Linked DNA regions of Homo sapiens: all the other regions are linked to region 1. A link is a loop called in an ENCODE intact Hi-C map of the cell type or tissue named here. Cell type or tissue: heart right ventricle. All regions are shown on one strand. Region 1 has its middle 14 kb from the start of CHCT1. Region 2 has its middle 23 kb from the start of HEATR6-DT. Region 3 overlaps USP32 (ubiquitin specific peptidase 32). Region 4 has its middle 6.6 kb from the start of CA4. Region 5 overlaps PPM1D (protein phosphatase, Mg2+/Mn2+ dependent 1D).

Evidence for each region. Peaks named below come from ENCODE experiments on the same cell type or tissue, not always from the same donor. Only the 100,000 strongest peaks of a DNase experiment are listed, where the experiment ranks them.
Region 2: it touches region 1 in a loop (4-fold over the local background); 45 of 110 quality-filtered maps call a loop at or near these places.
Region 3: it touches region 1 in a loop (4-fold over the local background); 53 of 110 quality-filtered maps call a loop at or near these places.
Region 4: a loop joins it to region 1, with 4 times the contacts of the local background. A loop is called at or near these places in 66 of 110 quality-filtered maps.
Region 5: a loop joins it to region 1, with 2.6 times the contacts of the local background. A loop is called at or near these places in 37 of 110 quality-filtered maps.

What each region holds. Positions count from the first base shown.
Region 1 is chr17:60,434,201-60,439,200 of GRCh38, forward strand. It overlaps the pseudogene RPL12P38 and the pseudogene HMGN2P42. Among named protein-coding and RNA genes, the nearest start is that of CHCT1, 14 kb to the left of the region's middle. In heart right ventricle, a CTCF peak has its summit at 1,902 (motif pointing left); a DNase peak (open chromatin) is centred at 1,871; H3K4me3 peaks cover 432 bases; H3K27ac peaks cover 419 bases.
Region 2 is chr17:60,100,088-60,105,087 of GRCh38, forward strand. It overlaps the pseudogene LOC653653. Among named protein-coding and RNA genes, the nearest start is that of HEATR6-DT, 23 kb to the left of the region's middle. In heart right ventricle, no CTCF peak of the experiment used is centred here; a DNase peak (open chromatin) is centred at 2,644; H3K4me3 peaks cover 802 bases; H3K27ac peaks cover 766 bases.
Region 3 is chr17:60,228,281-60,233,280 of GRCh38, forward strand. All of the region lies in intron 12 of USP32 (ubiquitin specific peptidase 32), which reads right to left. It also overlaps SCARNA20. Among named protein-coding and RNA genes, the nearest start is that of CA4, 81 kb to the left of the region's middle. In heart right ventricle, a CTCF peak has its summit at 3,042; no DNase peak of the experiment used is centred here.
Region 4 is chr17:60,140,902-60,145,901 of GRCh38, forward strand. No RefSeq gene overlaps it. Among named protein-coding and RNA genes, the nearest start is that of CA4, 6.6 kb to the right of the region's middle. RefSeq lists enhancers at 413-969, 1,676-2,185. In heart right ventricle, CTCF peaks have their summits at 1,367 and 2,158 (motif pointing right); a DNase peak (open chromatin) is centred at 2,180; H3K4me3 peaks cover 398 bases; H3K27ac peaks cover 2,323 bases; H3K27me3 peaks cover 2,405 bases.
Region 5 is chr17:60,636,444-60,641,443 of GRCh38, forward strand. All of the region lies in intron 3 of PPM1D (protein phosphatase, Mg2+/Mn2+ dependent 1D), which reads left to right. Among named protein-coding and RNA genes, the nearest start is that of PPM1D, 39 kb to the left of the region's middle. In heart right ventricle, CTCF peaks have their summits at 2,480 (motif pointing left) and 4,290 (motif pointing left); a DNase peak (open chromatin) is centred at 2,478.

The DNA.
Region 1 (5,000 bases):
CTTTGGCGGCATGGTGGAGGCGGCTGGTGTCAGATGAACCCGGATTCGGGACAACCGAAGAAAGTTGCACCTTGGCCTCCTCCAAGCCGAAAGCCAAGAGCGAGTTTTTCTTTTTCTATTGCATTGTCAGGCTGCAAATTTTGTGAACTTTTTTTTTCCAAGCCAAACTGTATCCAGCTTTATTAAAGATACTTTCCATAAACAGTCATGGTATTTCAGGCAGGACATGGGCAGACAATCATTAACAGTATACAACAACTTTCAAACTCCCTGGATTCTTCAGTGGACTACCAAAAAGAAAGCCAGTATAAAACCCAATGAAGTCTTCATCTGATGCTCTGAACAGGGAAAGTTTAGAGTGAGGGTTGATATTTCACATTCAGCATGCTGTTAACTTTTCACAAACCAACCTTGACTTTCAGGAAGTGAAATGAAAATGGCAGAATTTATCTGAAGATTCACAATCTAGAAATGGAACCACTGCTCTTTTGACAGGTGCCATCTCAGTGGCATCTGGAAAGTCCAGATTGCCTGACACTGGTAACCAATGACTAGGGGTCAGGTCCCAACAGACGTCTGGGCTTAAGGGAGTTAAGTCTATGCTGAAAGATGGAAAGGGAGAAGAGGACATAAAAATAAATTTGTTTTTCCATACCGCAAGCCTTTTGTGCCAAGGTGGCCATGTGTATCAAAGCCAGGGAATCCCTCCTCCTGGGAGCCAAAAGGAAGTCTCTAAAAACTAGAAGGGAAAGGTGTTTTCCCCATATCAATCCAGCTTCGGAGTCATTCTATTAGTGACGTATGCCCCTTCCCCTAAAAACAACAATGAAGTGTTCTGTGTGCTAACAACGTAGCTTAAAAAAAAAAAGTAAAATAAAATTCTGCATTTTTATAAATCTTGATAAAAAATAGTATTTCAAACTGTATAGTCACCAGATGTACACAGTTATCAAAAATGCACACACTTCACTTGGCATCTCCAGCACCTTCAGCTTTCTGTGCCTGATCTGTTTTGGCATCTTCATTTTCTGCAGGGCTATTCCCTCCTTGCCAGCATCAGCTTTTCCCTTTTTCCCTTTGGGTACCTTCTCTCCCTTCTTTGCAGGGGCCATTTTAGGCTTGGGCTCCGGCTTTGGAAAAGCAGGTTTAGCAGACAACCTCGCGGATCTTTTCTGTGGTTCGTCCTTCGTCTTGGCTTTATCTCCTTTAGCATCCCCTTCAGCCTTTCTCTTGGTCATGGTGGCGGCGACGATGGCATTGAGACGTAGGCACTGGGCGCAGGATGCAGCGGCGCGCGGGCTTTGCTCGGTTCGGGGATCGTTCTCGCCTCTTCTTCCTCCAAATTTTGTGAACTTTTATCATTTCCAGGAGGGTAAGTAGGTCCAAACATTCCCCAAAAACACAAATGACATATTTTCCAGGGCTCTGCCTGAGGCAGCAGCATATAGGGTGCAGGGCTGCCCTGGAGCAGGAGAGGCCAGGGCAGATGTGTGTGACTCTTCTCCCTCCCTCCCTCGATTTGTGTTCAGAAGTAAGTATCGTCATAGACTGACAAGGCTAAAATGAATATCAATCTAGTCTCGAAGAAGGAGTTCAGGGAAGCATGAATGGGGGAAGCGGGGAGGAAGCGCCATTTCTTTCCTCCTTAGAGTCATCGCCTCCTGGAAGTGGCAAGATGAGACGGCCAAGGCATAGGCCTGGGGCCAGCCTGGCTTGGCTAGACCCTGACAGTTTTGTCAAAGCAGGGAGGATTTCAGAGAGAAGGGAAGCCGGGCTGGAGGGTGTCCATGATGACTATGGGCTTTCCAATGTTTTCTACTCCTAAGAGATTTCAGAAATGTGGCTGTTTTGGGAACAGTCCAAAAACACGAAGTATCCCCAGTAGTCAAGGCAGCACTGCCACCTAGAGGAATTGTGAGACACTACAGCCTTGTTCTTTCAACCAACATGTGCAAACCAGCGTGTGCAAAAGATGAAGATGAGAGAAGGGAGCCAGGGGTTCGTTTATCAACCTTGAGAACAATCGGGACGCATAAAGGCAAAAATGGACAACAAGTGAGGCTTGGTTTTGAAGCTTTCTTTCTTTCTTTTTTCCTTAGACGGAATCTCGCTCTGTCGCCCAGGCTGGAGTGCAATGGCGCAGTCTCGGCTCACTGCAACCTCCGCCTCCCGGGTTCAAGCGATTCTCCTGCCTCAGCCTCCCAGGTAGCTGGGCTTACAGGAGCGCGCCACCAAGCCTGGCTAATTTTTTTGTATTTTCAGTAGAGACGGGGTTTCACCATGTTGTCCAGGCTGGTCTCAAACTCCGCTGGCCTCCGCCTACCAAAGTGCTGAGATTACAGGCGTGAGCCACCACACCCGGTCAATTATTGTATTTCTTGTTTATTAACTGTCTTCTTCCCTTAGAATGTAAGTTCCACAGGGTTAGAGATTTTTGTCTGTCCTGTTCATTGCTGTATCCAAAGCAATTACAATAGTATTCAACATATAATAGGTACTTAGCAAACTTTTAATGAATGAACCAACCCAAAACAGAGAATTCTGACCAACCACCTCCTCGTTCAGAGGGGAAAACAGAGGCCCAAGAAGAAAGGCGACTTCTCCAAGGTTGTGCAGGAAGTCAATGGCAGAACTGGAACGACAACTCAGACCTGAGGTCCCCCAGGCCAGCGCACTTCCTACATACCAACGACATATGTTTCACCTACTCTTGGCCCACACACTCATTTCTCACAAGATAGAAATAACCCTCAAGACTAAAATGTATTACTTCTTCTCCTTCTTCTTCTTCTTTTTTTTTTTTAAGACAGTCTCACTCTGTCACCCAGGTTGGAGTGTAGTGGTGCAATCTCCACTCACCACAACCTCTGCCTCCCGGGTTCAAGCGATTCTCCTGCCCTATCTCCAGAGTTGCTGGGATTACAGGCGCCCGCCACCACGCCCAGCTAATTTTTGTATTTTTAGTAGAGATGGGGTTTCACCATGTTGTCCAGGCTGGTCTCGAACTCTTGACCTCAGGTGATCCGCCCACCTCAGCCTCCCAAAGTGCTGGGATTACAGGCATTAGCCACTGCGCCTAACCAAAATGTATTACTTCTTCTAGAATTTTTATTTTTTAAAAGTATCTCTACCCAAAAGTATAATGGTGGACTTGGGAACACCAGAAACAGGTTGTTGGAGAGGCTATTGGGAAGTGGGGAGCCTTGGTGGAAATCCCCAAATCATACCTTGGCCTATGCTGCCTTAGGGGTGAGGCTCATCCTAGAGAAAGTGCCTCACTATCGGAGCCTTCGAGAAGGGTCCTTTTCCTTAGAGAATAAAGGGTACTTTCCCTAAAGTTTTACTTTCAGTTTTTTTTGTTTTTTTTTTTTGAGACGGAGTCTCTGTCACCCAGGCTGGAGTGCAGTGGCGCAATCTTGGCTCACTGCAAGCTCCGCCTCCCGGGTTCACGCCATTCTCCTGCCTCAGCCTCCAGAGTAGCTGGGACTACAGGCGCCCAATGGTGCCCGGCTAATTTTTGTATTTTTAGTAGAGACGGGGTTTCACCGTGTTAGCCAGGATGGTCTCAATCTCATGACCTCGTGATCCACCCGCCTCGGCCTCCCAAAGTGCTGGGATTACAGGCTTGAGCCACCGTGCCCAGCTGTTTCCTGACTTTTTAATGATCGCCATTCTAACTGGTGTGAGATGGTATCTCATTGTGGTTTTGATTTGCATTTCTCTGATGGCCAGTGATGATGAGCATTTTTTCATGTGTTTTTTGGCTGCATAAATGTCTTCTTTTGAGAAGTGTCCGTTCATATCCTTTGCCTACTTTTTGATGGGGTTGTTTGTTTTTTTCTTGTAAATTTGTTTGAGTTCATTGTAGATTCTGGCTATTAGCCCTTTGTCAGATGAGTAGGTTGCAAAAATTTTCTCCCATTCTGTAGGTTGCCTGTTCACTCTGATGGTGGTTTCGAGTTTTAAATGGAAGAGGCTCCTAACCGCGAATGTAGTGACTAACTACTGCCTGACCCACTCCCACCCCAGTCTCTCAGGAGTCACCCGAAGTTTCCTCTTTATAATAATTATCACAAATATATGTAACTGAAGAGAAATAGCAGAGTTTTGCATCCATTCTCACTGGATTTTTGTGTCAAACTTGTGAGGGAAACTCCTTCTCCCCATTACAAAGAAAACAGGCTATGGCCAGGCTTGGTGGCTCAGATGTGTAATCCCAGCACTTTGGGAGACCAAGGTCGGTGGATCACTTGAGGTCAGTAGTTCGAGACCAGCCTAGCTAACACGGCAAAATCCCATCTGTACTAAAAATACAAAAATTGGCCAGGCTTGGCGGTGCGTGCATGTAATCCCAGCTACTCAGTAGGCTGAGGCAGGAGAATTGCTTGAACCCAGGAGGCAGAGGTTGCAGCGACCCGAGATTGTGCCACTGCACTGTAGCCTGGGTGACGGAGCGAGACTCTGTCTCAAAAAAAAAAAAAAAAAAAAACAAGAAGAAGAAGAAAGAAAAAGAAAACAGGGGCTTAGGGGCTGACTTAGTTGAGTTGAGATGCTGACTGCCCAAGCTTTTTGACTCCTCCACACACAAGGCTCTGTCTTTTTGATTTTTCTTGTTTTTGTAAACAGACATTTGCTTTTTTTTTTTTTTTTTTTTTTTTTGAGACAGAGTCTTGCTCTGTCGCCAGGCTGGAGTGCAGTGGTGCTATCTCGGCTCACTGCAAGCTCCACCTCCTGGGTTCATGCCATTCTCCTGCCTCAGCCTCCCCAGTAGCTGGGACTACAGGCGCCCGCCACCATGCCTGGCTAATTTTTTTGTATTTTTAGTAGAGACGGGGTTTTGCCATGTTAGCCAGGATGGTTTCGCTCTCCTGACCTCGTGATCTGGCCGCCTCGGTCTCCCAAAGTGCTGGGATTACAGACGTGATCCACCGCGCCGAGCCTTTTTTTTTTTTTTTTTTTTTTTGAGACAGGGTCTCACTCTGTCACCCAGCCTGAAGTGC
Region 2 (5,000 bases), 330 kb before region 1:
ATAAGTTCTTAAAGGGATTGTTTGATATTATTATATAGCACAAATGTGATTCAATAAATGTGGCACTACAAAATTTCTTAATACTGAATGTTTTAACCTTAAATATTATATAATGGTACAAATTAATTTTAGTTTCTTGTAATATTTTCACATATACTTTTATGTGATACATTAGAACACATTAGCTCATACAGATTGTAAGATAATCACACAAAATAGTTTCTTTTTTTAACCTCAATATTTGAAGACCAAACCACACTATATATTATGGCACTGCTTATTTTGACCTAGCACTTCAGCTATATTTTCTTTGGTAAACATTTTAATGATTGTCATGTTTTCCTCTTATAAGATAAATCACAGATGGTTCATTAATAATATGTATATGTTTAAGATTTAATATTACTCAAAACACTTCTAGGTCATATTTTATCAAGATGAGATTAAATCAGTTGCAGAGAGGAATGAGCTGTATCAAGATCACATATAGAATGAAAATACAGAAAAGTTTGGAATGTGAACAGGAAAAAAATACAATCATAAAAGTACTAGTTCTAAAATGTTCTACTATTATTATACAAGACAATAAATCACCATGCTGAGGATATTTTCTTTCATATGTATATCAGCATTCTATTTCCTCTGTGAAATTCTGCATACTCGATGAGTAGTCATTTAGTACACAGGGACATTAAAATATTCATGACGTGGCTACAAAAGAAATGCATATATTCTTACACACAGTATACAAACTGACACAGACACAATCAGATTTCTAGAACATTTAGTTCACAGTAAAGATAACTAAAACTTAAGTTTCTGTTTGCTTTCCTTCTTTGGTTTAAGGCTGAATATTTAACTTCTAAACAATGCCCAAGACTTTAGATTCATTTTTTTCTAACTTTACTACATACAGTGTTCAAAATGATGACAGACATCCTCCAGAAATTTTACAAAATCCTAAAACACTATATTTACTACTAATATTATGAAAAGATTTTCAGTGTAAGTCATCTGGTCAATACTGAGTTGACCAAAAATTCAATTAGAATATTTCCCTTCCACCAGTGTTTAAATTCATTAGTACATTTGTATTACATAAACTAAAGAAACTAGAGAAAAATCTTTCCCAAAAAAACTGGAAAAGTAGTCACTCATCTGGTATTTTAAGTAGCAATGAAGGTTTTTAACTGTTTACTTATACCTACAAAAGCAAAAAATCCAAAGAATTTGACTGAGACTGAGGATATTACTTTTTTAAAAATCCTCAAGACAGATTTTAACAAACTCTCCAGATTTGAGTGTCTACAGAAGGACTTCTAGGGGCTCCGAGAGTTCCCTGAAATTAGAAACAAAATGATGTACAAATTTTCCTGGGGTGACGGCCCATCATCTTTCGGACTCTCAAAGGGATTATATCCCCACCAGAAAGCAAGTTTAAAATTGCTTATTTGAGTGTCTTTAAAGTATCCTCATTTTAATATTTATTCAATTTGAAACTTTGAAATATTGAACTACAAAATCATGTAAACTGTTCCAAGAAAAATATCTAACAAATCCCTAAACTTACACAACCATTAATTACAAACGTATCTGAGGACAAAAGCCAGTTACATTTTAATCCTCAAAGAATTCCTAAATATTTTAAAGAGATAGCTGCCCTTTTCCCCCAACTCAGAATATAGTGGAATGAAGCAGCAAGTTAAAATCATATTAGTAAGAAATTAAACTCCCAACTACTTCATTTTCTCACAGAAGCTCTCATTTTCATAGGGAAATTCTTCTGTATCAATGGCATTAGTGATTCACAGTATTTAATGAATGCTTTTTTGTCAATGAACCTCTGAAGCTATTTCCATATTCTGTGTAAAAAATAAATTATAAGCCCCAATAATGGATCATTATCCAAGCAAAATTCCCTATGAAAATACCAGTTTAATGAAGTAATTGGGACTATCCCTTGGGATTTAATGTAATTAGACTTTTCAGGTAATGCTAAAATATAAATAACAAACTTGACAGAATTGTCATTACAAACTGAATGTATATACCCTACTACATTTCGATGCGTGTCAGTACTCCAGCAGGTATTCTAGTACGCTTTCTTAAACCCAGTGAAACTCTTGCTGTGATACATAGTCTCTGTTTTCTCCTGCAGTAGATCGGCCTGCTCAATTGCTTTAAGGACATTTTTCTTGGATGTTTCCTGAACTTCCCCTCCCAAAAGAAACTCATCCAAAATAAAATAAGCCTTCTCAAAATTAAAGATGATATCTAGTTCACAGACACTGCCGAAATACTTGTCAAGTAATTCCACATAACGATGAATTATTTCCAGGGTAATTAGTTCATTGTCCTGATCCTCAATAGCACAGCAAAAATACAGACTAGCATATCTTTTGTAAACAATCTTCAGATCTCGCCACTCAAGGAAGCTGCACATTTTAGGTTTCCGTGCTAAAACGGTCTGAACAAGTTCTCTTGTGATCTTTTTCTTCTCTTTGTCCGATAGTGGGACATACCATTTTTGCAGTCGAAGCTTTCCCTGACGACTAAAAAGCAACATAAACTGCATGGCGGCCGCGGGCCGCGGGCGCGGCGGAGCTTGGCCGGTGGCGGCGGAGCTTGGCCGGCGGCGGCGGCAAAGGGGAAGCCCCTGTCGCCGTGCTGAGGAAGAGAAGCCGTGGTGCTGTGGGGAAGGGCCATGCCATGTCATTTCTATTTCTCATTCCATGGGTAATAAAAGCAGAACCAGCCTTCTGGTGGTCACAAAACATTTTGACATGAGAAAGGCTCATGATGAGCAATCTGGGAATGTACATCCCAGAGCATGCATGCCCTTTGACCCACAGCTACCATGATGTCATGTCTAGTAATTAGTCCTAAGGAGATCATCAGAGATATGTAAAGAAATTTCATTCTAACAGCATCCTCTGTAGTGTTATACATCAGGGGCTGGCAAACCATGTCGGGAAGAACACAGTCATGCCCATTCATTTACAAATTGTGTATGGCTTCTTTCCCTGCAACAGCAGAGTTGAGTGTTGCAACAGAAACCTATGGCCTGCAGAGTTTAAAATATCTACTCTTTGGCCTTTTTTTTTTTTTTTCTTTTGTGACAGAGTCTTGCTCTGTCGCCCAGGCTGGAGTGCAGTGGTGCGATCTTGGCTCACTGCAACCTCTGCCTCCCGGGTTCACGCCATTCTCCTGCCTCAGCCTCCCGAGTAGCTGGGACTACAGGTGTCCGCCGCCACACTCACCACACCCAGCTAATTTTTTGTGTTTTTAGTAGAGACAGGGTTTCACCGTGTTAGCCAGCATGGTCTGGATCTCCTGACCTCGTGATCTGCCCGCCTTGGCCTCCCAAAATGCTGGGATTACAGGCGTGAGCCACTGCGCCCGGCCTACTCTTTGGCCTTTTATGGAAAAAAGTTGCTGACTCCTGGTGAATATATTAAGAAAAAGTTGGAAAAACCTAAATCTTCAAGAGTGGAGAATTAGAAAGTAAGACACGTTGTATATAAGACAGATAGTGTGTGTGTGCATTTATTTGTAAATACATTGTTTGGAAGTAATGTTGTCAACATATGTTGCAGGTCTTAAAAATTGTTCAATATATAGTGTTAATCAACAAACAGGCAAATTATAAAATGTAGACAGAATGTGATTGTGCATTTTGTGCATACACCAACAGAAGAGGGTGCTAAGAAGCCTGTGGACCAACATGCTAAGTGTGGCTCTTTTGATGGTGGTATTATGGGATTTTAAAAATCCTCTTGGTTTTGTATAGATTCTGACCTTCCTGTAATGAGTGTGAATAAATATGTGTTTCTTTATAAATGTAAAAATAACTTTATCTTCCCAGTTCTCATAATTGAAAATGTTGGAACAAATGGTCCTGGGACAGATCTTTCCTTTGAGAAGGGCAGAGGAGGGGATTCAGCTGGGTTTCTGTTGCATTTCTAGTAACACACAGTTGTGAAAGGCCAGTGTTGGCCATTCCCCAGGACAGACTGGGGTAGAGGAGGTCAGGATTTAATTACTTGAGGGACCAGGGAATGGACGTGGCCACAGTCCTTCCTGACTCGCTGTTTTCCCTTCCACAGTCCCTGTCTTCTCCTCACTGATGCACATAGATGCCTGACCAGAGGAGAGATTTAGTTTTCATCCGAGGATTATTTGTTATGTTGCAGTTCTGAAATTCCCATAATGTTTAAACTAGAACACAAGTGATTTCATTATCTCTAATGTGTACGGCTTGATAGAAATATATTCCATTATGTATCACCTTAAATCCAGATAAAACATAAGGAATTTCTATTCCATGTTTGTATGATCAGTGCTAATAATATAAAAAGTCTAAAAAATAGCTATTTCCTATATTACAGTATGAAATAAATATGCTGAATGATTTGTTTTGGGGGGTGGAAAGGTGTAAGACTGAGGAGGGTGCCTGTGGGGAACAGTGATAGGAATCCTTTCTTAAGGGTTGGGTTTTACATATGTCTTTTAAAATAGATGATATCATTAATAAATTATCTGTGGGCATCATGAAAAAAGTGGATAATGTACAACTTTTATGAGCTTGACAGTTGGTGAAACGCTTTTCTGTTTAAAATTTTATTTGACCCTCCCCAAAAGAAATGTTTATTCATGAGTATTAGGGTAGTTCCAGTAGTAATGCCTCAAAAGAACCAGGAGGTATAGTGTTGTCTAAAATGTGGACTCAGGAGCCAGACTGCCTGGCTGTGCAACTAGCCTTGTCACTTCCTAGATATGTGGCAAGTTAATTAACTCCTCAGTGTTCTTATCTGTAGAATGGGGATAATCATAATATACATCTCAGGGTTATATTAAAAATTGAAAAAGTTAATTTTGTAAAGCATTTAGAATGATATCTGACAAATAAGTGTGTTTATAAAAGCAAACCCTATAAAAGTGTTTACTCATTAAATACAATAATCTGAAGCCATTAGTGATTTAAACACTTGTGGCTGACT
Region 3 (5,000 bases), 210 kb before region 1:
GCTGGGATTACAGGCGTGACCCACTGTGCCTGGCCTAGAAACCAAAATCCTGTAGACAAGACAGTAGAACCAAAATGATCTATGTCAAAAAAGAAGTATAAATTAGTCCTAAGTGTTAATTTTCTTAAAGATAATATCAAGCTTCTCACAGCTTTTCTAATATGGAATTCATACCAACACAAAATACATGACATTTAAATTAGGTTTCTTTTTTCTTTTTCTTTTTTTTTTTTTTTTTAATTAAAACAAGTTTTGGCCAGGGATGGTGGCTCATGTCTGTAATCCCTGCACTTTGGGAGCCAAGGTGGCTGGATCACTTGAGCTCAGGAGAGTTGGAGACCAGCCCGAGCAACGTGGATAGATCCCGTCTTTACAAAAAAATATTAAAAAAAAATAGTGGGGCATGGTGGTGTGCACCTTTAGTCCCCAGTAACTTGAGAGGCTGAGGTGGGAGGATGGCCTCAACCCAGGGGGTGGAGGTTGAAGTGAGTTGAGATCATGCCACTGCACTCCAGCCAGAGCAACAGAGCGAGACTCTTTGTTTTTTTTGTTTTTGTTTTTTTTTTTGGTAGAAATGGAGTCTTACTGTATTGCCCAGGCTGGTCTCAAACTCTAGCCTCAGGTAATCCTCCTGCCTCAGTCACCCAAAGTGGTGGGATTACAGGTGTGAGCCACCTCACCTGGTTAAATTAGGTTTCAAAAGAAAATTTTCCATAAACATAAATGCCTTATTATTTAAATCAATTCAACTTTTTTTTTTCACTTATGCTTTTTGATTTTTTTAGTCTGGAGTATAGCAAAGGCTCTTTTTTTAATACAGGGTCTTGCTCAGTCGCCTATAGCTCACTATACCCTTGAACTCCTGAGCTCAAGTGATCCTTCCACCTCAGCTAGGACCACAGGCATGCATCACCATGCCCAACTAATTTTTAAAGTTTTCATAGAGATGGGGTCTCAATATGTTACCCAGACTGGTCTCAAACTCCTGGAGGATCCAAACAATCCTCCTGCCTTGGCCTCCCAAAGTACTAGGATTACAGGCATGAGTCACCCGGCCAAAGGCATTTTTTCATTTTTAAAGTTCTCTATGTGATCTCACTACATATGCAGCCAGAATTAATAACTATTGCCCTAGTGAGGATTATAGTCTCATGCATTTGTTTTTATAATGTGCTCCAGATGTTAAGAGCTTAGAAATTGACTTGTTATTAAATCTGCTACCTGCTCTGGAACTTGTGTTTTAGAAGAAGATTTAGATTTATTTAGTTTTCAGGTCATTTGCTTCCTGCCCATAAAGATGGAGCAAGACAGACAGCAAAACCATTTTGAAAGAGTAACAGCGCCACCTTTGAGAAAAATTAAAGTCTTCCAAGTCACTTTGTTTTCCTCCAGAAAAATCACTTTAGTTTTGCTATAAGTGATCTTAAATGATGTTTCAATAACCATCACATTTTTGGCAAGGTAATCCGTTTATAAATTTATACTCACTTCTATATTCCATTTATATAAAGTTGATGCATTACAAATTACTTTTTTTTTCCTTCTTTTTTTGAGACAGAGTCTCGCTTTGTTGCCCAGGCTGGAGTGCAGTGGTGCAATGTTGGGTCACTGCAACCTCTGCCTCCTGGGTTCAAGCAATTCTCCTGCCTCAGCCTCCGGAGTAGCTGGGATTACAGGCACGCACCACTGCGCCTGGCTAATTTTTGTATTTCTGGTGGAGACAGGGTTTCGCCACGTTGGCCAGGCTGGTCTTGAACCCCTGACCTCAGGTGATCCACCTGCCTTGGCCTCCCAAAGTGCTGGGGTTACAGGCGTGAGTCACTGCGCCCGACCACAAATTACTTTCTAAAAAATTTGTAGTAATATATTTTGAGGAAGATTGGGTCTATTTGAGCAAACAATTTTCTTCAAGTTTTCCTCTAAGATGGGCATGTAAGAGAATTTCAAGGAGTAATATTTGGAATTGTATCTTAAATGTTTTAACATGTTTGAAAGTCTTACATGGTGCCTATGTTTCTAAAGAAAATGTAAATGAAACCATTCCTGTAATAATGCTTCTCATTCTGAAGAGCTCAGTCCATAGGTTAAATCTATATATATCACTGGCAAGAAAACAGGATAATAAAAATATTACCAGGCATTAAATTTGCTAGGCTAAATTTTATAATAATTTGTGAACAGGATGATTCTAATAACTTCTCAGAGATTGCAACATTTGCCTCTAGCAACTGCGGTTCTACCACATGCTTTTAACATGGTACAGTGAGTAATAACCTTTAGACTTGGAGAATATGGGCTTTTCTTTGCTTCTCTTCCAATGCTCCAAACAAACTAGACTGGTCTGTCTTCTCATTGTCTTCGGCTTTCTTTTCTATTACAGGAACCTGATGCTCTCACTGTTCTCCACTGCCTGAAACTGTCAGCACAACTCAGGTTCCTTCTTCCCCTTCCTACACGCTTATTTTTCTTGTTCCTTCTACCCTTCTTGGCTTTCAGTGAAATAGCTACCTTTTCATCCGATTAATCTTATTACCACTTTCCTTCTATAAGATGAACAAACCAATCACAGTTATATATTGCAGAATCTTAGAGTCACTAGCTTTTTTTGACTGTTCATTTCTGGCTGCTTGCGGAAATTTTTGTTTTTCTAAAACATCAAAGGATCATGTTTTGTTTTTATTGACTTCAGGGGTCTGGAACTATTCAAAATTATCCTAGAACCCTGGTTTTCAGAAGATAGATTTCTAAATAGGTAAAGTTTCACCTGTAGAGAGAAATGTCCTCATTTTCTGAGTCAACAATTCACAAAAGGACTAGGTACTTATTTTAATATAAGAGAATTTTATTTTGAGATTTTAGGATTCCCTGTGAGTTGTATAAATAGTTTATGTGTTCTAAAATATGGGTCAAGATTCACCTTTTTCTCTATTGATGATACTACTACTTTTTATGCCCTGTACATAGGTATGTTACAAGAATCAATTAACAGTTATGTCAATTTCATATTTCACTAGTGACTGAAATGCTAGCTTTGGAAAAATAGAGGGCAGCATGGAGCAACAGATTAGGTACTAAGGCAGGACTCAGGACACTGAGCTCTAGAGTGCTAGATAAAGTAATAAAATAATTGTCTGATACAGCTTTGGGCAATTATAAAACCTAAGGACCTCAGAGGCTTCATTTGTAAATTCAGAGAAGAGAGGTGTTTCATTCCTTTTATTTCCCACTCAACTACACATGTCTGAGGCAGGAAAACAAGGCTGCCCCACTCGTGGCAGTCCTGACGACGATCCTCGAGGGCTGCTCTTGGCCTCCAGCCTTGGCTAAGGAGAACAGGGACCCCCCAAAGCCCATGGGAGAGAGGCACGAAAGGTGATTTAAAGTATCTTCTAGCTCTAAAGTTACGTGATAACTAAATAGGAAAATCTGCATGTGAATAGTAATAGCTGCTCCTTCATAGTTCTCAAAAAGGAAGATACACATTATGTAATGTAATAATGATAGAAAAGATTTCACCATTCTTCCCCATTTACATTTTTTTAGGAGATTACACATAGAAGAATAAAGCTTGACACATTAAAGCGGGGAAAGACTGGTAAGATTCCATGAGCAGAGACACAATCAAATTATTCATGCTCCAGTGAATCAGCAAATCTGGGGTTAGCCACTTCTAAGAAAGGATGGCTCATTTTTCCTGATCCCTTGGTCTCTGATCTTTCCATTTAGTCTTGCCAGTATTTGAAACATACTACCCTCACAATTAGTAATATTCGTAAGTAAATATGTCATTTTATGAAGAGAAAAAATTAAAGCTAAGTACTCTCTTAGGTAGGCAGATGAAGCTCTAAGATCAAATTATCTGACATGTCAACACTAATTTTCTTTTTCTTTTTTTTTTTTTTTTTTTTTTGAGATGGAGTCTCACTCTGTCATCCAGGATGGTGTGCAGTGGCATGATCTCGGCTCACTGCAACCTCTGCTTCTTGGGTTTAAGCGATTCTCCTGCCTCAGCCTCCCAAGTAGCTGGAACTGCAGGCACACGCCACCACGCCAGGCTAATTTTTATATTTTTAGTAGAGTCGGGGTTTCACCATGTTGGCCAGGCTGGTCTGGAACTCCTGGTCTCAAGTGATCTGCCTGCCTCAGCCTCCCAAAGAGCTGGGATTGCAGGTGTGAGCCATTGCACCTGGCCCAAATTTTTTTTTTTTTTTTTTTTAAACAAGGCGTTTGTCAAAGTGGCCACATGGACTGGAAAGAGAAATTTGATTTTTTTTTTTTTTTTTTTAAATACAGTCTCATTCTGTTGCCCAGGCTGGAGTGCAGTGGCATCATCTTGGCTCTCTACAACCTCTGCCTCCTAGGTTCGAGCTATTCTTGTGTCTCAGCCTCCTGAGTAGCTGGGATTACAGGCATACACCACCATACCCGGCTAATTTTTGTATTTTTAGTAGAGACGGGTTTTCTCCAGGTTGGGCAGGTTGGTGCTGAACTCCCAGCCTCAAGTGATCTGCCTGCTTTGGCATCCCAAAGTGCTGGGATAATAGGCGTGAGCCACCATGCCTGGCATGAAAGAAGAAATTTAAATCCTCATATAACTACTGCTACTACTACCACCATTATTACCTTTAACCTTATATAGAGTTTCTATCTGCCAGGCACTGGGCTAAGTGCTTCACATGTATTAACTCATTTAATTCTCACATCCCTACTTAAATAGATATTACTATTAATCTCATTGTTCATATGTGAAAACTGAGGTAGAGCAAGAAGTAGTAATTTATTCAAGGTCATAAAGCAAGTGCAAGGGACAAGAGTCCAAGCTCACTACAATTACCTTATTGAAGTTTCTCATAATAATAGCTACCTATTTAGTACTTACTATGTACCAGACACTGTTTTAAAATACTTAACAAGAGTCTGGGTGCCTGTAATCCTAGCACTCTGAGAGCCCAAGGCAGGAGAATCGCTTGAGCCCAGGAGTTCGAGACTAGCCTGGCAGG
Region 4 (5,000 bases), 290 kb before region 1:
GAGGGAAAGCTTCCCAGGGCCCAGCCTCCCCATACAATTCATAGGACAGGTCTAGAGTGAATGAGGGCTACTATATCCATAAAAAGAAAGAGAAAGGAAAGACAAGACAATATTGCCCAGTGAGTCAAGCATGATCGTAGCACAAAGAAGCAGGGCACTCTTCCCCAGAGCAGGCCAGTTCAGAGAGGCAGTCCAGGGCTATGCCCCAGTATGGCTCCCGCCGTGCTCCTGCGCGGTGTCCCAGGGCCTCCTGGCACCTTCTTATCATCAGCCTGGGGCGAAATGCCAGACCAGATGGTAGAGGCAGAAGTCAAGCAGGCAGGTGCCGTCCAGGGCATTCCAGGCCAGCTGAGTGTGCAGCCAGCGCCCAATTCAGACGGCGCCCCAGGCCAAGGCTGGCCCGCTTAGGGACCGCGCTCGGGCTGGACGTCGCGCTCAGCGCGCAGGGCCCCCATGGACGTCGCGCCGCTGACCTAGCTGTCAGACATCGCCACGAGGAGTAGGCAGGCTCGGGAGGCCGAAACGCTGTGCTCACCTCGAGCACTGCCAGGCTGCTGGAGAGGCTTTCCGGGGCACAGAAGCTGCAGCGGCGCGGGGCGGTGGGCTGTGAGCGAGCATATGTAGGGGAGCGTTTCCCGCGAGAAAGCAGAACCTGCGCCAGCCGAGGGCCCTAGGGCTGCTGGTAGGAGGACTGTTCTCTATCGTCCAGCTGCTCCCGACCTCTTCTCTGAACTGGCCCTGCTCTGGGGAACAGCGCCCTGCTTCTTTGTGCGACGATCACGCTTGACTCATTGGGCAACATTGTCTTGTCTTTTCCTTCCTTTTATGGACATAGTCCTCGCTCACTCCAGACTTGTCCTGTGAATTGTATGGGGAGGTTGGGCCCTGGGGAGCTTTCCCTCACGGCTTTTAGAATCTCAACACCCTTGCCGCCCGCCCTGGCTGGGTGGAGATACAACCAGAAGACAGACACCGCTCCCCTAAACCCCAGCCTCCAGTATAAGCTACAAAATAAAAATGTGGGCAGGGTGAGGTGGCTCATGCCTGTAATCCTAGCTCTTTGGGAGGCCGAGGCGGGTGGATCAGCTGAGCTCAGGAGTTAGAGACCAGCCTGGCCAACATGGTGAAACCCCGTCTTTACTAAAAATACAAAAAAATTAGCCCGACATGGTGGCGGGCATCTGTAGTCCAGGCTACTTTGGAGGCTGAGGCAGGAGAATGGCGTGAACCCGGGAGGCAGAGCTTGCAGTGAGCTGAGATCGCACCACTGCACTCCAGCCTGGACGGCAGAGAGACACTCTGTCTCAAAAAAAAAAAAAAAAAAAAAAAAAAATTAGCTGGGCGTGGTGGCTTGTGCCTGTAATCCCAGGGAGGCTGAGGTAGGAGGAGCACTTGAGCCAGGGAGGTGGAGTTTGCAGTGAGCCAAAATCACGTCACTGCATTCCAGCCTGGGCAACAGATTGAGACTCTGTCTCAAGAAAAGAAAGGAAAAAAAGAAAGAAAAAGAAAAGAAAAAAGAAAATGTGAAGCTCTTCTAAGTGCAGCTGCTCTGCAACTATGCAAGCCCCTGCCCCATGAAGCCAGGCCTGCCCCTAATCCTTTACCACACAAGGCTCATTAAACTTCGGAAATCTCGGAGTTACTTGCTAGGAAAAAGCCATTCCCCACTTCCCCATTTGCATAATAAACGGAGGGGCAGGGAAGACCCATCTAACCACCCCACGTGTACCCATGTGTCACCCTTATCAGATGCAGGAGGTGAGCTGAGCTGCCAAATGCTTGGCTTCTTTCTGGGGCTGTAATACAGCCATCCCTCCCCAGGGCCACACCTGGAGAAGGGAGTGGCTAGGACAGGGTCTTCAGGGAAACTGCTGCCTTATTCTCAACTGCTTGTCTCAGTCCCCATCCCCCCAACCCCCAACTCAATATCTAAGAGAGAGAGAGAGTAGTTCCAATAGGGAAGTCTCCTGAAGGAGGCTAAAGTTCTGGGTACTGGGTTTGGGGTGGACCTAAAGAGTTTTTTTTCAATTCTCTGAATGCTATTTCATTGCTGTTAAATGATACTCTTCCCCTAAATGGAAAGGAGACAGGAAGGACAGACTGGTCTACAGTTACACAGAAAGAACTTCCAAAGTATTAGACGAGCAGGGACAGCAGAGGGCGCCAATGTGGTGCAAGGGCACTCAGGGAGGAGTCGCCCACAAGCACATTTTTTTCTCACACGCTGCAAATCTATTCAGAACCACCTCACCCCCAACCTCACACATATTTCCCATCTCACAGGCACATCAGAGGTCAGAGTGAGGACTCCAGGCTCTGATTCTCCCACTGGCCGCCAAGGGACCTTCACCAGCCCCCACCGCACTCCTCAACTATTTTCATGAACTTAGTTAGGGCAGCTCCCCTCAGTAGGGAGCTGGGTAGAGGAGCTGAGACTCCCAGGTTCCCTGCCCATCCAGCGGCCCTGTCCATCTAGCGGGAAGGCGTTTGCTGCAATGTTCTTTATAATGGGGAGTGAGCTGATGATACAACCTGGGTGTACTGTGGAGCCACAAAATGAAAGTTGCAAAGGCTGCCCAGTAACACGGACTCAGGTTTACACTGAAATGTGGACATTAAAAAGCAGGACCCTCCATTGTTCACTATGTCAATAGCGCGCTTGCATATAGATAAAGGCTGCAGGGGACACAGAAAAATTAAACACGGATTGAGGTGAGGTGTTTTTTCTTAAAAATACATCAAATTTGTAAAATGATTGCCTCTGGGAAATAAGGTTATGAATAATGTTTCTTTTTCTCCTTTCCAAATGTTCTACAATGAGCAAGTGTTATTTGGGTAATCAGGAAAAAGAAGTTCACACACACACACACACCCCTGAAAGAGCTTGCTTGCTTCCTTCCTTCCTTTCTGCTTGCCTTCCTTCCTTCCTTTTTTTCTTTTTTTTTTTTCTTTTCTTTTTGAGACAGAGTCTTGCCCTGTCACCCAGGCCGGAGTGCAGTGGCATGATCTTGGCTCACTGCAACCTCTGCCTCCCGGGTTCAAGCGATTCTCCTGACTCAGCCTCCTGAATAACTGGGACTAGAAGCATGCGCTGCCACCACACCTGGCTAAGTTTTGTATTTTTAATAGAGATGGGATTTCACCATGTTGGTCAGGCTAGTCTCAAACTCCTGACCTCAGATGATCCACCTGCCTCCACCTCCCAAAGTGCTGGGATTACAGGTGTGAGCCCCCACCCCTGCTAGTCCTTTCCTTCTTCCTCTTTCTTTCTTTCTTTCTTTCTTTCTTTCTTTCTTTCTTTTCTTTCTTTCTTTCTTTCTTTCTTTTCTTTCTTTCTCTCCTTCTTTCTGTCTCTTTCTTTCCTCTCTCTTTTTTCTTTCTTTCCTCTCTCTCTCTGTCTCTCTCTCTCTTTCTTTCCTCTCTCTTTTTTTCTTTCTTTCCTCTCTCTCTCTCTGTCTCTCTCTTTCTTTCTTTCTTTTTACAGACAGGGTCTCACACTGTTGCACTGTTGCCCAGGCTGGAGTACAGTGGCATGCTCATAGCCCACTGCAGCCTCCATCTCGATCTCCCAGACTCCAGGGATTCTCCTACCTCAGCCTCCTGAGTAGCTGGGACTATAGACGTGCACCACCATACTCCCCTAATTTTTTATTTTTTGTAGAGACAGGGTCTCTCTATGCTGCCCAGGCTGTTTTCAAACACCTGGGCTCAAGTGACCTTCCTGCCTCAGCCTCTCAAAGGGCTGGGATTACAGGTGTGAGCCATTGTGCCTGGCCAAGTCTCTTTTTTCTTTCCTTTTCTTTTCTTTTTCTTCTTTCTCTCGCTCTCTCTCTTTTTTTTGAGGCAGAGTCTCACTCTATCACCCAGGCCCCAGGCTGGAGTGCAGTGGTGTGATCTTGGCTCACTGCAGCCTCCACCTCCTGAGCTCAAGTGATTCTCCAGCCTCAGCCCCCCAGGTGGCTGGGACTACAGGCATGTGCCACCATGCCCAGCTCATTTTTGTATTTTCTGTAGAGACCGATTTCACCATCTTGCCTAGGCTGGATTCGAACTTCTGGGCTCAAGCAACCTGCCAGGCTTGGCCCCTCAAATTGCTGGGATTACAGGTGCGAGCCACCGCCAAGCCACCCGCGAGCCTGTTTTCTTAATGTTGTCACAATGTTAATTAAGGAAGGACCATTCCTTTCCCCACCAAAGTTGCTCGTGTGGCTCTTCTTCTCCCCAACCCAATTCCCCCTCATCACCCTCTTTAGGGGATCCCTCCACCACAAAACCAGAATGTAAATGAACACACTTGCAAAATCTGACCTCGCTCTGATCCCAGTGTCCTGCTGGTGTGAGCCTGGGCTGTTGTGGCCAAGATGCTGAGAGGGGAGGGGACGACCACGGGGGAGTATTCCTGAGTTTTCTGCAGGAGAGGAACAGAACATATGTCACCTCTATCACTGGGTTTTTCCACACGTATTACTGCTATTGTTATTTCAAAATGTTCGGGGCCAGAAGTTTCTGCCAACTCCTGTACCAAAAAGGCTCCTGTCCTTCCCTAGTGACAGTCTCCAGCTCTCTCTGCCGGCCCCCTCCCTCCCCTCCCTCCCCTCCCCCAGATTCTCTGCACAGTCCAGAGAAATAGGGCAGGCATAGAGGGTGGGAAGAGGGCACGCAGCCTCCACAGGTGCTGGCAGGAAAGGAGTTTTTTCGTCTTTGCTGGAATACAGCAGAGATCCAGGCTGGGGAGAGGTGGAGCCCAGGCTATTGACTAACCCTTCTTTTGTGTGGATTTAATCTCACTCTCTGGGAACACAAAAGCTGGAATCTCTGCAAACCTTTCCCTGAATAATCTGCGAGTCAGCGGAGAATCTGCGGGTGAGGAAAGCCAGGGCAGATGGAGGCTGGGACTCCCAGCGGGAGGGAAGTATGTGGTGTTGGGAGGAGGTGAGATGGCACAGAAAGAGCACTGGGAAGTGGAGCAGGAGACCAAAGTTCTAATCCCACCTGTACTC
Region 5 (5,000 bases), 200 kb after region 1:
CATGATAAACTAAAATAACTAAGTAGGACACATACTGTGTTAGAAATGCTACCAAGAAAAATAAAGCAGGGAATGCTATGAGGGTGGGGCCTGTATAATAATTCTAAATGGGATGGTCAGAGGAGGGTCTCGCTAAGATGATATGTCAGTAAAGTGTAAGTAAAGAGATGAGGCAGTGAGACCTGTGAGTGTCTGGGGCCACAGAATTTAGGCAGAAGTAACAAATGTAAGGGTTCTCATTACTCATGAATTTTTCTCTTTTTTTTTTGAGATGAGGTCTCACTCTGTGCCCTAGGCTAGAGCTCATTGCAGCCCCTAAAGTCCTGGGCTCAAGTGTTCCCCCAGCCTCAGCTTCCCAAGTAGCTGGGGCTACAGGTGCATGCCATCACACCCAACTAATTTTTAAAAATTTTTTGTAGAGACGTCTCGCTTTGCCCAGGTTGGTCTCAAATTCCTGGCTTCAAGCGATCTGCCCACCTCAGCCTCCCAAAGTGCATGTGCGACAGCGCTCAGCCTACTCATGATTTTTTTTTTTTTTTTTTTAGACAGAATTTCGCTTTTATTGCCCAGGTTGGCGTGCAGTGATGTGATCTCAGCTCACTGCAACCTTCACCTCCTGGGTTCAAGCAATTCTGCTGCCTCAGCCTCCCAAGTAGCTGGGATTATAGGCGTGCGCCCCCACGCCCGGCTAATTTTGTATTTTTAGTAAAGACCTGTGAGTGTCTGGGGCCACAGAATGTAGGCAGAAGTAACAAATGTAAGGGTTCTCATTACTCATGAATTTTTCTCTTTTTTCTTTTTCTTTCTTTCTTTTTTTGTTTTTTTGAGATGAGGTCTCACTCTGTGCCACAGGGGTTTCACCATGTTGGTCAGGCTGGTCTCCAACTCCTGACCTCAAGTGATCTACCCACTTCGGCCTCTCAGAGTACTGGGATTACAGGCATGAGCCACTGTGCCCCGCTCCTACTCAGTATTTTTAACTGAGCAGCTGGAAAAATGGAGTTGCCACTAAGTGATAAAGAAATGACTGGAACATCAGTGTAAAGGAGAGGTCGGAAGTTCAGTTTTGGACACATTACCCTTTCGGCATGTTTTAGACATTAAGGTGGTGATACCTATTTGGCTTCCCATTATAAGAATTGATTTCAGGTGTTGTCTAGGGTGGAGCTTTCAATTTGGGGGAGCCAGTAGCATATAGATAGTATACAAAGTCTTGAGGTCATGTAGGGATTGAGTGCAGATAGAAAAGGGGACAAGGTCTAGTGGCTGAGCCCTGAGATACTCTCACTGTTAAGACTCGGGGGATGTGCTCTGGTTTCATTTGAGGGTTGGATTAAAATTAAAAAAAAATCTAAAAGAGTTAGGGGATGTGAATGGAAGAACAAGGTAAAACAACTAACAGCTGTAAGTCAAATAGGAAATTTGGGTTAGCGTACCCTGGAAGCTAAGTGAAGAAAGTGTTTCCAGAAAGAAAGTGTTTCAAATACTGTTGTCATTTAGGTGGAGGGAGGATTGAAAAATGACCATGGGATTTAGGAATGTGGAGGTCATTGGTGACCTTGAAAAAGAAGGTAGCTTTTGGTGGAATAGCAAGACCACAACCATGATTGGGGTTATTGAAGAAAGAACTGTCTTCTTGAGTGGGAGGAATAAAATTTGATACAGCGAGTTTTTAGACAGTGTTTTTATAGAAGTTACTTTACTTCAACATAATTTTGTAAACACATACAGAAATGAATTAATATTTTGATAAAAGGGCTTATAAGAGAAAATCGTTTTAGTGATAAAAAAGCTTTTTTCCTCTTGATTTCTCTTGTCACATAAATATTTTCTTTTCAAAAATAATGCTACCTTTTAGATTTTAATATTTAAGCTAAAAAGGCTTTGCTGTATTACTTTTCAAACCATTATTCTGACACTTGGAAAAATTTTTTTTTTTTTATGAGATGGAATCTCACTCTGTTGCCCAGGCTGGAATGCAGTGGCACGATCTCAGCTCACTGCAACTTCCGCCTCCCCGGCTCAAATGATTCTTCTGCCTCAGTCTTCCAAGTAGCTGGGATTACAGGTGCGTGCCACCACACCTGGCTGATTTTTGTATTTTTAGTAGAGATGGGATCTCACCATGTTGGCCAGGCTGGTCTCGAACTCCTGACCTCAGTTGATCCGCCCACCTCTGCTTCCCAAAGTGCTGGGATTACAAGCGCAAGCCACCGCGACCGACCGGCCTGGAAATAATATTTTTAAAAGAGCCATGTTATTGGTTTTCTGAGTTTAGCTTGTTGCATGGAAATACTTACTGGCCTAAAGTAAATTAAATGCTCATATTTAGCACACACCCTTATGGTTTACGGCCATTTTTCTTATAGGTTTTTTTGGGCGGGGGAAGGGGTGGGAATAGATGTCTCCTTGTCAACATTGGTACCCACCCTATAGACACTGATGATAATTACCCAAGTACAAATGTAGCAAAGGTGCCCTCTAGTGGCTGCCTGCTGGAATTGCATTTTGAGTCTTGCAAATCATTTTATTCACTGGGGAGATAATTTTTGAGTATAGTGTGTATGAAGCACTCTGCTGTATGTACAAGCACATGATCTTTGCCCTCATGGAGCTTGCAGTCTAGGAAAGGGTTGAAAGGCATTCATCAGATGATAACAAAAAACTGAAAAAAAAATTATTTTTTTTTGAGACTGAGTTTTTTTCTTGTCATCCAGGCTGGAGTGCATTGGCACAATCTCGGCTCACTGTAACCTTTACTTCCCAGGTTCAAGCGATTCTCCTGCCTCAGCTTCCCAAGTAGCTGGGATTACAGGCACCCGCCACCATGCTCGGCTAAGTTTTGTACAAAAATACAGGGGTTTTGCCATGTTAGCCAACTTGGTCTCTAACTCCTAACCTCAGGTGATCTACCCGCCTCAGCCACCTAAAGTGCTGGGATTACAGATGAGAGCCACAGCGCCTGGCTAAAACTGAACATTTTTAATTCTTCTTCTTCTTCTTTTTTTTTTTGAGATGGAGTCTCACTCTGTCGCCCAGGCTGGAGTGCAGTGGCACGATCTCGGCTCATTGCAGCCTCCGCCTTCCGGGTTCAAGCGATTCTTCTGCCTCCATCTCCCAAGTAGCTAGGACTACAGGCGCACGCCACTGCACCCAGCTACTTTTTGTATTTTTAGTACAGACGGGGTTTCACCATGTTGGCCAGGCTGGTCTCGAACTCCTGACCTCAGGTGATCCGCCTGCCTCGGGTTCCCAAAGTGTTGGGATTACAGGCGTGAGCCACCACACCCAGCCAATTCTTAACTTCTTATATGTACTAATGAAAACCTAAAATAAGGATATTTCACTTAACCAGAGAGGCCAGAAAAGTGATATTTGAACTGAGTTTTGAAGAATTACTGGAGGTTAAGGAGGAAGAAAGTGTGTTTTAGGCATAGAAAACAACATTTTCGAAAAGTTCGGTGATAGGAAGAAGCATAGTGATATAGGAACTCTGATGAAGGGCAGTGTAGCTGGAACGGATAAGGAAATAAGAGACTTGGATAAAATGAGAAAATACTGCATTTTATAGGCAGTGGTAAATAATCATGTTTGGCTGGATGTGGTGGCTCACACCCATAATTCTAACACTTTGGGAGGCCAAGGCAGGTGGATTGCTTGAGTTCAAGGAGTTCAAGACCAGCTGGACAACATGGCGAAATCTCCCCTCTACAAAGAATTGGCTGGGCGTGGTTGCACGCGCTTGTAGTCTCAGTTACTCAGGAGGCTTTGGTTGGGAGGATTGCTTGAGCCCAGGAGGCTGCAGTGAGCCAAGATTATGTCACTGTACTCCAGCTTGGGCAACAGAGCAAGACCCTGTTTCAGAAAAAACAAAAGAATTGTGTCTTTATCTTAAAAACAATTGTGAACTATAACAGAGTTGGAATGGGAAACATAACCAGATTTGTGTGTTTTTAATTGTGGTAATATATGCTTAGCATACACGTAACTTACCGTTGTAAAGCATGTGGTTCATTGATGTTACGTACGGTTACACTGTTTTGCAACTGTCATCCACCATTCATCCTAGATTTGTGGGCTTTTGTTTGTTTGTTTTTGTAATTTCAGCTTTTAGATTCAGGAAGTACATGTACAGGTTTGTTACATGGGTATATTGCATGGTGCTGAGGTTTGGGGTACGATTGATTCCGTCATCCAGGTAGGGAGCATAGTACCCAATTGTTAGTTTTTCATGTCTTCCTCCTTCTCTCCCTTCTCCCTCTAGTGGTCCCCAGTGTCTATTGTTGCCATCTGTATCTTCATGTGTACTCAATGTTTAGCTCCCATTTGCAAGTGAGAACATGTGGTATTTGGCTTTCTTTTCCTAAAAGAAATTGGAAATTTCTTTTATTTAGAAATTTAGAAATTTCTTTTCCTAAGTAAATTGGATTAATTTACTTAGGATAATGGCCTCCAGCTGCATCTGTGTTGCTGCAAAGGACATAATTTCATTTTTTTTTTTGTGGCTGTGTAGTATTCTGTAGTGTGTATGTACCATATTTTCTTTATGCATTTCACTTTTGATGGGCACCTAAGTAGATTCCTTGTCTTTGCTATTGTGAATAGTGCTGCAATGAACATTTGAGTGCATGTGTCTTTTTGTAGAGCGATTTATTTTCCTTTGGATGTATACCCACTAACAGGATTGCTAGATCGAATGGTAGTTCTAAGTTCTTTGAGATATCTCCACACTGCTTTCCACAGTGGCTGAATTAATTTATATTCCCACCAACAGTGTATAAGCATTCCCTTTTCTCTGCAGCTTTGCCAGCATTGTCATTTATTGGCTTTTTAATAATAGTCATTCTCACAGGGTATGAGATGGTATTTCATTGTGGTTTTGATTTGCGTTCTCTAATGATTACTAATGTGGAGCTTTTTATGATTCTTGGCCGTTTGCATGTCTTCTTTTGAAAAGTGTTGATGCCTTTTGCCCACTTTCTAATGGGGTTATTTGTTTT